Linked DNA regions of Homo sapiens: region 2 is linked to region 1. A link is an interaction called in ENCODE POLR2A ChIA-PET data of the cell type or tissue named here. Cell type or tissue: B cell. All regions are shown on one strand. Links, peaks and the distances in the headings refer to the core of each region. The heading gives the core; the rest is flanking DNA. Region 1 overlaps TUT4 (terminal uridylyl transferase 4). Region 2 overlaps SHISAL2A (shisa like 2A).

Region 1 (5,384 bases), core at 1-5,000:
CCCCGGCTGGAGTGCAGTGGTGTGAACTTGGCTCCACTGCAACTTCTGCCTCCCACGTTCAAGCAATTCTCCTGCATCAGCTGGGACTACAGGTGTGCGCCACCATGCCTGGCTAATTCTATATTTTTAGTAGAGACTGGGTTTCACTGTGTTGGCTAAGCTGGTCTTGAACTCTTGGCCTCAAGTGATACCCCCACCTTGACCTCCCAAAGTGCTGGGATTACAGGCATGAGCCACTACACCGGGCCAGTAAATAGTGGTGTTTAAGGTCACTTAATTGGCCAGGCGCGGTGGCTCATGCCTGTAATCCCAGCACTTTGGGACGCCGAGGTGCATGGATCACCTGAGGTCAGGAGGTCGAGACCAGCCTGGCCAACATGGTGAAATCCCATCTCTACTAAAAATAGAAAAATCAGCCGGGTGTGGTGGCACATGCCTGTAATCTAAGCTACTCGGGAGGCTGAGGCAGGAGAATTGCCTGAACCAAGGAGATGGAGGTTGCAGTGAGCCAGGATCGCGCCACTGCACTCCAGCCTGGATGACAGAGCGAGAGTCTGTCTCAAAAAAAAAAAAAAAAAAAAAAAGATAGTTAAGGGTCTTGTTATTTGAATTGGTGAAAAACATGATTTAAAGATTATTTATTTTTTGAGACAGAGCTTCACTCTGTTGTCCAGGGTGGAGTGCAGTGGTGTGATCTAGGCTCACTGCAACCTCTGCCTCTGAGTTCAAGCGATTCTCCTACCTCAGCCTCCCAAGTAGCTGGGACTGTAGGCGCCTGCCACCACGCCCAGCTAATTTTTGTATTTTTACTGGAGATGGGGTTTCGCCATGTTGGCCAGGCTGATCTCAGACTCCTGACCTCAGGTGATCCGCCTGCCTCAGCCTCCCAAAGTGCTGGGATTACAGGCATGAGCCACTGCCCTGGCCAAAGATTATTTTCTTTTAAAGTCAACAAAATAATTGAGATGACATAGAGAGATAGTTAAGAATATGGGCTCTGGAGTGAAATTGCATGGGTTTTGAATTCCAGCTTCTTTACTTACTTTGTAACCTTCAATAAACTGCTTATCACTGAAAAATATGTTTTCTCATTTTTAAAAAAGTGGAGATGCTGCTGCCTATGTTATGAAGATTAAGTGAAATAATCCAGTAGAGGGTTTCATGTAGTACCGGACACGTGGGCATGCAATGGCAATGACTATCACTTATTATATTACTCCAATTAAATGCAGTTTTTACTTGTTAACATGGAGAATGAGTTGAACTAGTTTCAGGAAGCTAGCTTAAGGAAGCTAGTAGACCAAGTAGAGGTTCTTTTGGGAAACTTGGTATAACAAATTAATAAAAATGATTTGTAGTATACAGTCATTTTTCATAAGTAAGTGCTTCTCATGTTTTAAAGAATTCTCTTTAAATTCATGTATAATATGATATGTATAGTATTAGCCTTGAAGTCATGTTTATACGTAATTGTTTAGCACTTCTTTTTTTCCCATATGAAAACATCCAAATTAATAATGTTTGAATTAATGATTTCTTATTAGATTGATTCTCAGTGAAATAAATACAGTAAAACCTTTATATCTAGATCATTATCTTTTTTTTTGGAGACAGAGTCTTGCTCTTTTGCCCTGGCTGGAGTGCAGTGGTATGATCTTGGCTCACTGCAACCTCCACCTCCCGGGTTCAAGTGATTCTCCTGCCTCAGCCTCCTGAGTAGCTGGGATTTACAGGTGCATGCCACCACACCTGGCTAATTTTTGTATTTTTAGTAGAAATGGGGTTACACCATGTTGATCAGGCTGGTCTTGAACTCCTGACCTTGTGATCCACCCACCTTGGCCTCCCAAAGTGCTGGGATTACAGGCGTGAGCCACTGTGTCCAGCTGTCTTTTTTTTGTTGTTTTTTGAGACAGAGTCACCCTGTCACCCAGGCTGGAGTGCAGTGGCGCGATCACAGCTCACTGTAACTTCTACCTCCTGGGCTTAAGTGATTCTTGTCCTTCAGCCTCCTGAGTAGCTGGGACTGCAGGCGTGTACCACTACACCCGGCTAATTTTTGTATTTTTAGTAAAGATGGGGTTTCACCATGTTAGCCAGGCTGGTCTTGAACTCCTGACCTCAAGCCATCTGCCTGCCTCGGCCTCCCAAAGTGCTGGGATTATAGGCATGAGCTACCATACATGGCTAGATCATTATCTATTTGGACTTGATAGGTTATATAGAAATTTGATTGATCTCAGTCTTCTCCATTAGGCCTAACTTCAGCTCCCACCTGGCACATCATTTTTCTTTTTGTCATTTATTCATTCATTCAATAAAATTTTGTTTTTTGGTGTCCACTACATGCCAGGAACTGAACTAGTCATTAGGAATATATAAGTGATGGAACCGATAATTCCACTCTTATGGAGTTAATCTTCTAGTGGGATGAAACAGATAACAAACACAATAAATAAGAAAAATATGTAGTAAGTTGGCCGGGCACGGTGGCTCACGCCTGTAATCCCAGCACTTTGGGAGGCCGAGGCAGGCGGATCACCTGAGGTCAGGAGTTCAAGACCAGCCTGGCTAACATGGTGAAATCCCGTTTCTACTAAAAATACAAAAAACTAGCCAGGTATGGTGGCGTGTGCCTGTAGCACCAGCTACTCGGGAGGCTGAGGCAGGAGAATTGCTTGAACCTGGGAGGCGGAGGTTGCAGTGAGCTGAGATCGCGTCATTGCACCCCAGCTTGGACACCAAGAGCGAAACTCCATCTCAAAAAAAAAGAAAATAAAATATAGAGAGTAAGTTAAGTAAGGTGGTTTTAAATCCTTTGAGAAAAATGAAATAGGAACGACATAGGGAATGATGCTACTGTTGGTATTGGTGGAGTTAAAGTGTCAATGAGAAAGTGACATTAGAGCAAATACTTGAAGGAAAGAGGTGAACCAGCCAGGTGAATATTTGAGGAGAGAGTGTTCTTGATCTGGGTTTCTCAAACTTTAATGTGTATATGAATTGTTTGGGATTCATATTAAAATGCAGAGTCTTGGGTCTCATTTCCAGAGTGTTTTGATTCAGAAAGCCTAGGATAAGGCCTGATAAATTGGATTTCTAATAAGCTCCCAAGTGATGCTGATGCTGCTGGTCAAGATAATGCTTTCAAGCAGCCTGCACCAACTCATCTTACTTTCACTTACATCACCCTTCATTGTGTTTTCAGTATAGTAAGCAGAATGATCCTGTTAAAATGAGTCAGATCACATTACTAGTATTTAGAGTGTTTCAGTGGCTTTCCATCCATCAGAGTAAAAGCTAGTGTTCTTACAGTGGCTAGTAGAGCCTTACACGATCTGTGACACTCCCCTATTTCTCTGCCTTGCCCTCATTTGTTTACTTCTCACCCTTTCTCTCTGCTCCATCCGCATAGTTTTCTTGAATTTCCTCAACTGAGAAGATAGATATCCATATGAGGAACTTTGCATTTGCTTTTTCCTCTGCGTCAAACACTCATTCCCCAAATGTCCATATGGCTAGCTCTCTTAAACTTCCTTTGCCTTCTTTTTTTGAGATAGGGTCTCACTCTGATGCCCAGGCTGGAGTGCAGTGGCGTGATCTCAGCTCACTTCAACCACCGCCTCCCGGGTTCAAGCAATTCTCCTGCCTCAGCCTCCCAAGTAGCTGGGATTTATATGTCATAAAATTCATCCTTTTAAAGTATATACTTCTGTCTTGCTGTTGGGTCAATTTTTTTTATTTAAAAAATCTAAGTATTCAAGGCCAGGTGCAGTGGCTCGCGCCTGTAATCCCAGCACTTTGGGAGGCAGAGGCGAGTGGATCACCTGTGGTCAGGGGTTCGAAAACAGCTTGGCCAACATGGCGAAACCCCGTCTCTACTAAAAATACAAAATTAGCTGGGCGTGGTGGCGCATGCCTGTAATCCCAGCTTCTTGGGAGGCTGAGGCAGGAGAATCGCTTGAACCTGGGAGGCAGAGGTTGCAGTGAGCCGAGATTGCACCACTGCACTCCAGTCTGGGCAACAAGAGCGAAACTCCGTCTCAAAAAAAAAAAAAGAATATTTTACTAAAAATCTAAGTATTAAGTGTTCAGTAGTTTTTATTATATTCACAAAATTGCGCTGCCATCACTATCTAATTCTGAACATTTTCATCACTCTACAAAGAAACTCCATACCCATTAGCAGTCACTATTCATTACCCGCTCCTCCTCCCCACTGACAACCATGAATCTACTTTCTTTCTCTTTAGATGTACCTATTTTATATAAATGAAATAATACAATATGTGGCCTGTTGTGCCTGCCTTATTTGGCTTAGCATATTTTTTTCAAAGTTAATTCATGTTATGGCATGTATTAGTACGTCATTCCCTTTTATTGCCGAATAGTATTGCATTATATGGATATATTACATTTTGTTTGTCCATTCATCAGTTGATGGATATTTGGATTGTTTCCATCTTTTGATTATTCTGAATAATGCTGTTCTGAACATTTGTGTAAAAGTTTTTGTGTGGATGTATGTTTTCATTTTTTCAGTATATATATTTAGAAATGGAATTGCTAGTTGTATGCTAACTCTATATTTAAGTTTTTTGGTGATAAATACATGTAAGATTTTACCATCTTAACCATTTTAAAGTATACAATTCAGTGACACTAAGTACATTCACAGTGTTGCACAGTCATAACTAGTGTCTAATTTCATCATCCCAAAAGGAAACCCCATGCCCATTAAGAGTTACTCCCCATTCCCCACTTTCCCCAGCCTCTGGCAACTACTAATACACTTTCTGTTTCTATGTATTTGCCTATTCTAAATATTTCATAGAAATGAAATCATACAATATGTGGTCTTCTGTGTCTGGCTTTCATTTAGTGTCATGTTTTTAAGGTTTATCCATGTTGTAACGTGTATCAGTACCTCATTCCTTTTTAAGGCTGTTGTTATGGACTGGATTATGTCCCCTCCCAAATTCATATGTTGAGGCCCTAACCTCCAACATAATTGTATTTGGAAACAGGGCTTTGAGGTGGTAATTAAGGTTAAATGAGGTCATAATGGTGAGGTCCTAATCTGGCCTTATAAAAAAGGAGAAGAGAGAACCTCTGTCCTATAAGGAAAGGCCATGTGAACACACAGCAAGAAGGTGGCTGTTTGCAACCCAGGAGAGAGCCCTCACCAGACAGTGACCTTGCTGACACCTTGATCTTTGACTTTCCAGTCTCCAGAACTATGAGAAAATAAATTTCTGTTGTTTAAGCCACCCAGTCTGTAGTATTTTGTTGTGGCAGCCTGAGCTGACTATGACACCTGAATAATATTCCATTGTATACCAATGCCACATTTTGTTTATCCATTCATCAGAAATGGGTTTTTG
Region 2 (5,384 bases), core at 266-5,265, 130 kb before region 1:
AATTAGGGGATGGGTAGGGTGGGGTGAGACTAGGAGCACAGAGCACAAGCCAGAACATCCCACAGTCCTGCTCTAGGAGGATGGAAAGAGCAGGACTTTGGAGGCAGAAAGACACGTGTTTGATTTCCAGCTCCACAATCACAAGCTATGTATGACCCTTGTGCAAATCATCTAAGCTCTCTGAGACCTGATTTTTGCATCTGTAAACTGGGTTATAATGAGACCTACCTCACTGGGATAGCTGGAAAGATTAGAGGAGATGGTGTGTGTGAAATTTCAAACAGTGTCTGGCACATTGTAGGGATGCCCCTTTCACAGCAACAGGGATAAGGAGAGGAAGGAGGGTGAAGGGGAGAGTTGGCTCTGTCACTCATTCGGTGACTTTGGGTCTCAGTTTCCTCATCTGTAAAATGAAAGTAATAGCATGATCTATACCCTACCCAGTTACCATAAAGAGCAAATAATATGGTACATTTAGAGCTAGTTCATTCCTTTTGCCTATATTGTATCAATATTTAATTATTCTATTATACCACAGTTTATGATCCATTCCTCTACCTATGGACATTTAGTTTCCAATATGACAGGTTCTTAAGATGTCTGTCTTTACAAAGCCTCTCCTAATGCAACTATTTAAGGCAGCTAATTAGAAGTAGAATTACTGAGTAACAGGGTATATATATAAAACTAACAATTATATAATATTGATAATTAATTATGTAATAATGAAATATATTATATATAATTATATATTAGATATGTTAATATATAATTATATGATATATTAATATATAATTATATATATTATTTAAATAGATATTGCCAAAATTCTCTGTAAAGTGGTCGTACCAATGCATACTCTTACCAGCAGTATATGAGAGTACCTGCTTCCCCCATCCCAACCTTCCAACCTTCTCACTTTTAATATGATACATTTTTGGGCTTTTGCCAATTTGCCAATGTAATTTTTTTTTTTTAATAAAGATTTTTCTTTTTTTCTTTTTTTTTTTGAGACAGGGTCTTGATCTGTCGCCCAGGCTGGAGTGCAGTGGCCGATCCTGGCTCACTGCAGTCTCCACCTCCTGGCCTCAAGCAATCCTCCCACTTTAGCTCCCCAGGTAGCTGGATCTACAGGCATGTGCCACTATGTCTGGCTAATTTTTGTATTTTTTGTAGGGATGGGTTTCACCATGTTGGCCAGGCTGGTCTCGAACTTCTGACCTCAAGTGATCTGCCCGCCTCCACCTCCCTAAGTGCTGAGATTATAGGTGTGAGCCACAGTGCCTGGCCTGGATGTATCATTTTTGAATTGCATTCCCCTGATTATTAGTAATGTTGAGCATCTTTTCCTGTGCATTGGGCATTTGCATTTCTTTTTTAACAAATTACATTTTTCTTATCTTTTAAGGTGTACTTATATCAATACTGCCTTGTTTTATATACAGTTGATTCTCATTATTCACGGTAGTTATATTCTACAAAGTCACAGCAAACACTAAATTAACAAATACTGAATTATTGCTCCTAGGGGAAATACAAGGTTATGTTCCTGTGAGCCTCTGGTCACATTTTTGTCAACTGATCAATATGTAACTTTGTTTTTCTATGTGTGTTTCTGTTTAAAGTGACCTTATTTAATATGTTATTGATTCATTAACATTGAACTCATGGCCAACAGCACTATAACCTAAAACTCATGTCTCTAAAACAAACAAAAACAGGCCAGGTACAGTGGCTCACACCTGTAATCCCAGCACTTTGGGAGGCCAAGGCAGGCATATCACCTAAGTTCAGTAATTCAAGACCAGCCTGGCCAATATAACGAAACTCTGTGTCTACTAAAAATACAAAAAAAAATTAGCTGGGCATGATGTTGGGTGCCTGTAGTCTCAGCTACTTGAGAGGCTGAGGCAGGAGAATTGCTTGAACCTGGGAGACGGAAGTGGCAGTGAGCTGAGATCGCACCACCGCACTCTAGCCTGGGCGACAGAGCAAGACTCCATCTCAAAAAATGAAAATAAAAATAAACCAAAACAAAACAGTGAAATCACCCATTAAAAATAAAAAAATACAAAAACCATGGCACTAAATAGACTGAGAAAAAGACACTTGCTTGTACCATGAGAGCTGCAAAGAGAAGGCAGAGCATACCTTATTCAATATCACCTAGGATACATGTGTAAATCAAATTTTTTGCTACTCTGTGTGTGCCCACATTTACAAATGACCTCAGAATTGCCTTGAGTATTGATGCTGACGTTACAAGTAAATTTTAGCAAGTAGGGAAATTTGCAAATACAGAATTGGAGAATATGAGGACTAATTGTGTGTGTGTGTGTGTGTGTGTGTGTGTGTGTGTGTATAGATATTTAATGTAATATAATATCTTTGCAGCCCATCATTTGTTTTTTAACTTCACATACAGTGTCATATTATTTGTACTTGATGTAGGGACATTTGCCAATCTTTTCCTTTATTTTTTAGAAAATTATACATTTTATACAAATTCCTATATTTTTATTAGTCTGTTTCTGGACTCTTTCTATTCTAGGTTTTTCAACTTTAGTACTCTATTCTCTACTCTAGGGTTTCTCAACTGGTACTATTGACATTTTGGGCCAGATAATTCTTTGTTGTGAGGTACTGTCCTCTTTATTGTAGGCTGTTAAACAGCATCCCTGGCCTCTACCAATAGTTATCAATAGTATCCCTTCCCCGAATGTGACAACCAAAAATGTTTACATACATTGCCAATTGTCCTAGGGGAACAAATTTGTACTCAGTTTAAAACCACTGCATTGCCCAATTCTATTTGTCAATTTCTGTGCCAATATCACAAAACTTATATTTTTAAACAGAAATCCTTTATTTTAAAAAATGTCCTGCTGCCTGATAGAGCAAGTCCCTCCTCTTCTTTGTTTTCCAAAATTGTGTTGTTCATTCTTGCACCTGTATGCCTCTAGATTAACTTTAGAATTAATTTGACAAATTCCATGAAACATTTTTATTTATTTTTATGTATAGGTTAATTTAGGAAGAACTGGCATTTCTATGATATTGAGCCTTTCTATCCACATATGTGCCATATCTCCCATATAGTCAGGTTCTTTTATGTCTTTCATTGACCTCTATAAAAGTTGAAACCAGCTGGGTGTGGTGGCTCACACCTGTAATCCCAGCACTTTGGGAGGCCAAGGCAGGTGGATTGCTTGAGGCCAGGAGTTTGAGACTAGCCTGAGCAGGACGGTGAAACTCCATCTCTACTAAAAATACAAAAAATTAGCCAGGTGTGGTGCTACGCACCTGTAGTCCTGCTATTCAGGAGAATGAGGTGGGAGAATCACCTGAGCCCCGGAGTGCAAGGCTGCAGTGAGCCATGATTACGCCACTGCATTCCAGCCTGGGCAACTGGAGTGAGACCTTGTCTCAAACAAAACAAAACAAAACAAAACAAAACGTTGAAGCCTCAGTTGTCTCTGGTCTCCACCAGGCTGGTTCTATGTGCAGACGTTTTTCTTTTCCCCTGCCACTGCCTCTCAGGTCTTTCTCACTCCAAGAGGAGCCAGCTGAATCCTTCCACCCTCAAAAGTGACCCCTCCTGCTTTTTGCTGCTCAGTCACAGCTGGATTATTCACAGTCATCAGGATCTGAGAAGGGTTCTTGTGCTGTTGCTTGTTGTATTTTTATTGTTAACTTGGAAAATTCGTGTTTACAAATGATGGCATTCAGCCCTCTCTTTCTCTGAGACTTAGCTACTACCCACCTTGCCCCTTCTACCTCCCCGATGCCTCCTGTCACCCTTACTTCTTCTTCTTCTTCTTTTTTTTTTTTTTTTTGGAGACAGAGTCTTGCTCTGTTGCCCAGGCTGGAGTGCAGTGGCGCAATTTCTGCTCACTGCAAGCTCCGCCTCCCGGGTTCACGCCATTCTCCTGCCTCAGCCTCCTGAGTAGCTGGGACTACAGGCGCCCACCACCAAGCCCAGCTAATTTTTTGTATTTTTAGTAGAGACATGTTTTCACCGCATTAGCCAGGATGGTCTCGATCTCCTGATCTTGTGATCCGCCCGCCCTGGCCTCCCAAAGTGCTGGGATTACAGGCATGAGCCACTGCACCCGGCCCCACTTTTTTCTGAGACACGGTCTTGCTCTGTCTCCCAGGCTGGAGTGCAATGGCACAATCTTGGCTTGCTGCAACCTCCGCCTCCCGGGTTCAAGCGATTCTCCTGCCTCAGCCTCCCGAGTAGCTGGGATTACAGGTGCCTGCCACCACACCCAGCTAATTTTGTATTTTTAGTAGAGACAGGGTTTTGCCATGTTGGCCAGGCTGGTCTTGAACTCCTGACCTCAGGTGATCCACCTCCCTTGGCCTCCCAAAGTGCTGGGATTACAGGCATGAGCCACTACAACCGGCTGTCACCCTTACTTCTTTTGCTTAGCTTAAATTTCTCCCCCAGGCTGCCTGGCCTTATTCCCTGTGGTGCCCAGTGTGAATGACCCTGTCACTGCAGAGGGCTCACTCAGTCCGGTCCACACACATGTACCCACTACTTACCCTATGCTGGGACAGCCTTTCTCCTTTTTTTTTGCCTTAGCAACTTCTTCACTAAACTCAACACTAACTCAAGTATCCTTCCCTGTTTGAAATCTTCCCTACACTTTGTATCAAACAATTTTGTGCTTAGTTATATACTTGCACATACCCAGTATGGTGACTCGAGGCAGACAGATGTGAGCTGTATTTCAGCCCACCACTTATTAGCTATGACACCTTAAGCAAGTCATCAAAACTCTTTCAGTCTTGCTTTTCTCATCTGTAAAATGGATTTAATAATACCTATTTTGAGCATTGGCTACCAAACTATACTGAAAGATCTTTTGCCAATAGAGACTTCCTTCCTCCCTTCCTTCCTTCCTTTCTCTTTCTCTCCCTTCCTTACTCCCTCCTTCCCTCCCTCCCTCCCTCTCTCTCTCTCTCTTTCTCTCTTTCTTTCTTTCTTTCTTTCTGAGACAGTCTCACTCTGTCGCCCAGGCTGGAGTGCAATGGCGCCATCTCGGCTCACTGCAACCTCCATCTCCCAGGTTCAAGCGATTCTCCTGCCTCAGCCTCCTGAGTAGCTGGGATTATAGGCGCCTGCCACCATGCCTGGCTAATTTTTGTATTTTTAGTAGAGACAGGGTTTCACCATGTTGGTCATGCTGGTCTTGAACTCCTGACCTCATGATCCGCCTGCCTCGGCCTCCCAAAGTGCTGGGATTACAGGCGTGAGCCACCGCGCCTAGCCCAGAGACTTGTATCTTTCATAATATCTTTCAGGATGTTGTCAAAATGTGTGCAAAAAAGGCTTGTGAAAAAGCAACACTTTATTTTTGGCCCCTTAGAGGCAC

Evidence for each region. Peaks named below come from ENCODE experiments on the same cell type or tissue, not always from the same donor. Only the 100,000 strongest peaks of a DNase experiment are listed, where the experiment ranks them.
Region 2: POLR2A ChIA-PET joins it to region 1 with 5 read pairs; 3 of 35 experiments call an interaction of 5 or more read pairs at or near these places.

What each region holds. Positions count from the first base shown.
Region 1 is chr1:52,518,188-52,523,571 of GRCh38, reverse strand. The region is part of intron 2 of TUT4 (terminal uridylyl transferase 4); the gene reads left to right. Among named protein-coding and RNA genes, the nearest start is that of TUT4, 32 kb to the left of the region's middle. In B cell, for the core only: no CTCF peak of the experiment used is centred there; no DNase peak of the experiment used is centred there.
Region 2 is chr1:52,643,470-52,648,853 of GRCh38, reverse strand. All of the region lies in intron 2 of SHISAL2A (shisa like 2A), which reads right to left. Among named protein-coding and RNA genes, the nearest start is that of SHISAL2A, 13 kb to the right of the region's middle. In B cell, for the core only: no CTCF peak of the experiment used is centred there; a DNase peak (open chromatin) is centred at 2,205; H3K27ac peaks cover 1,752 bases.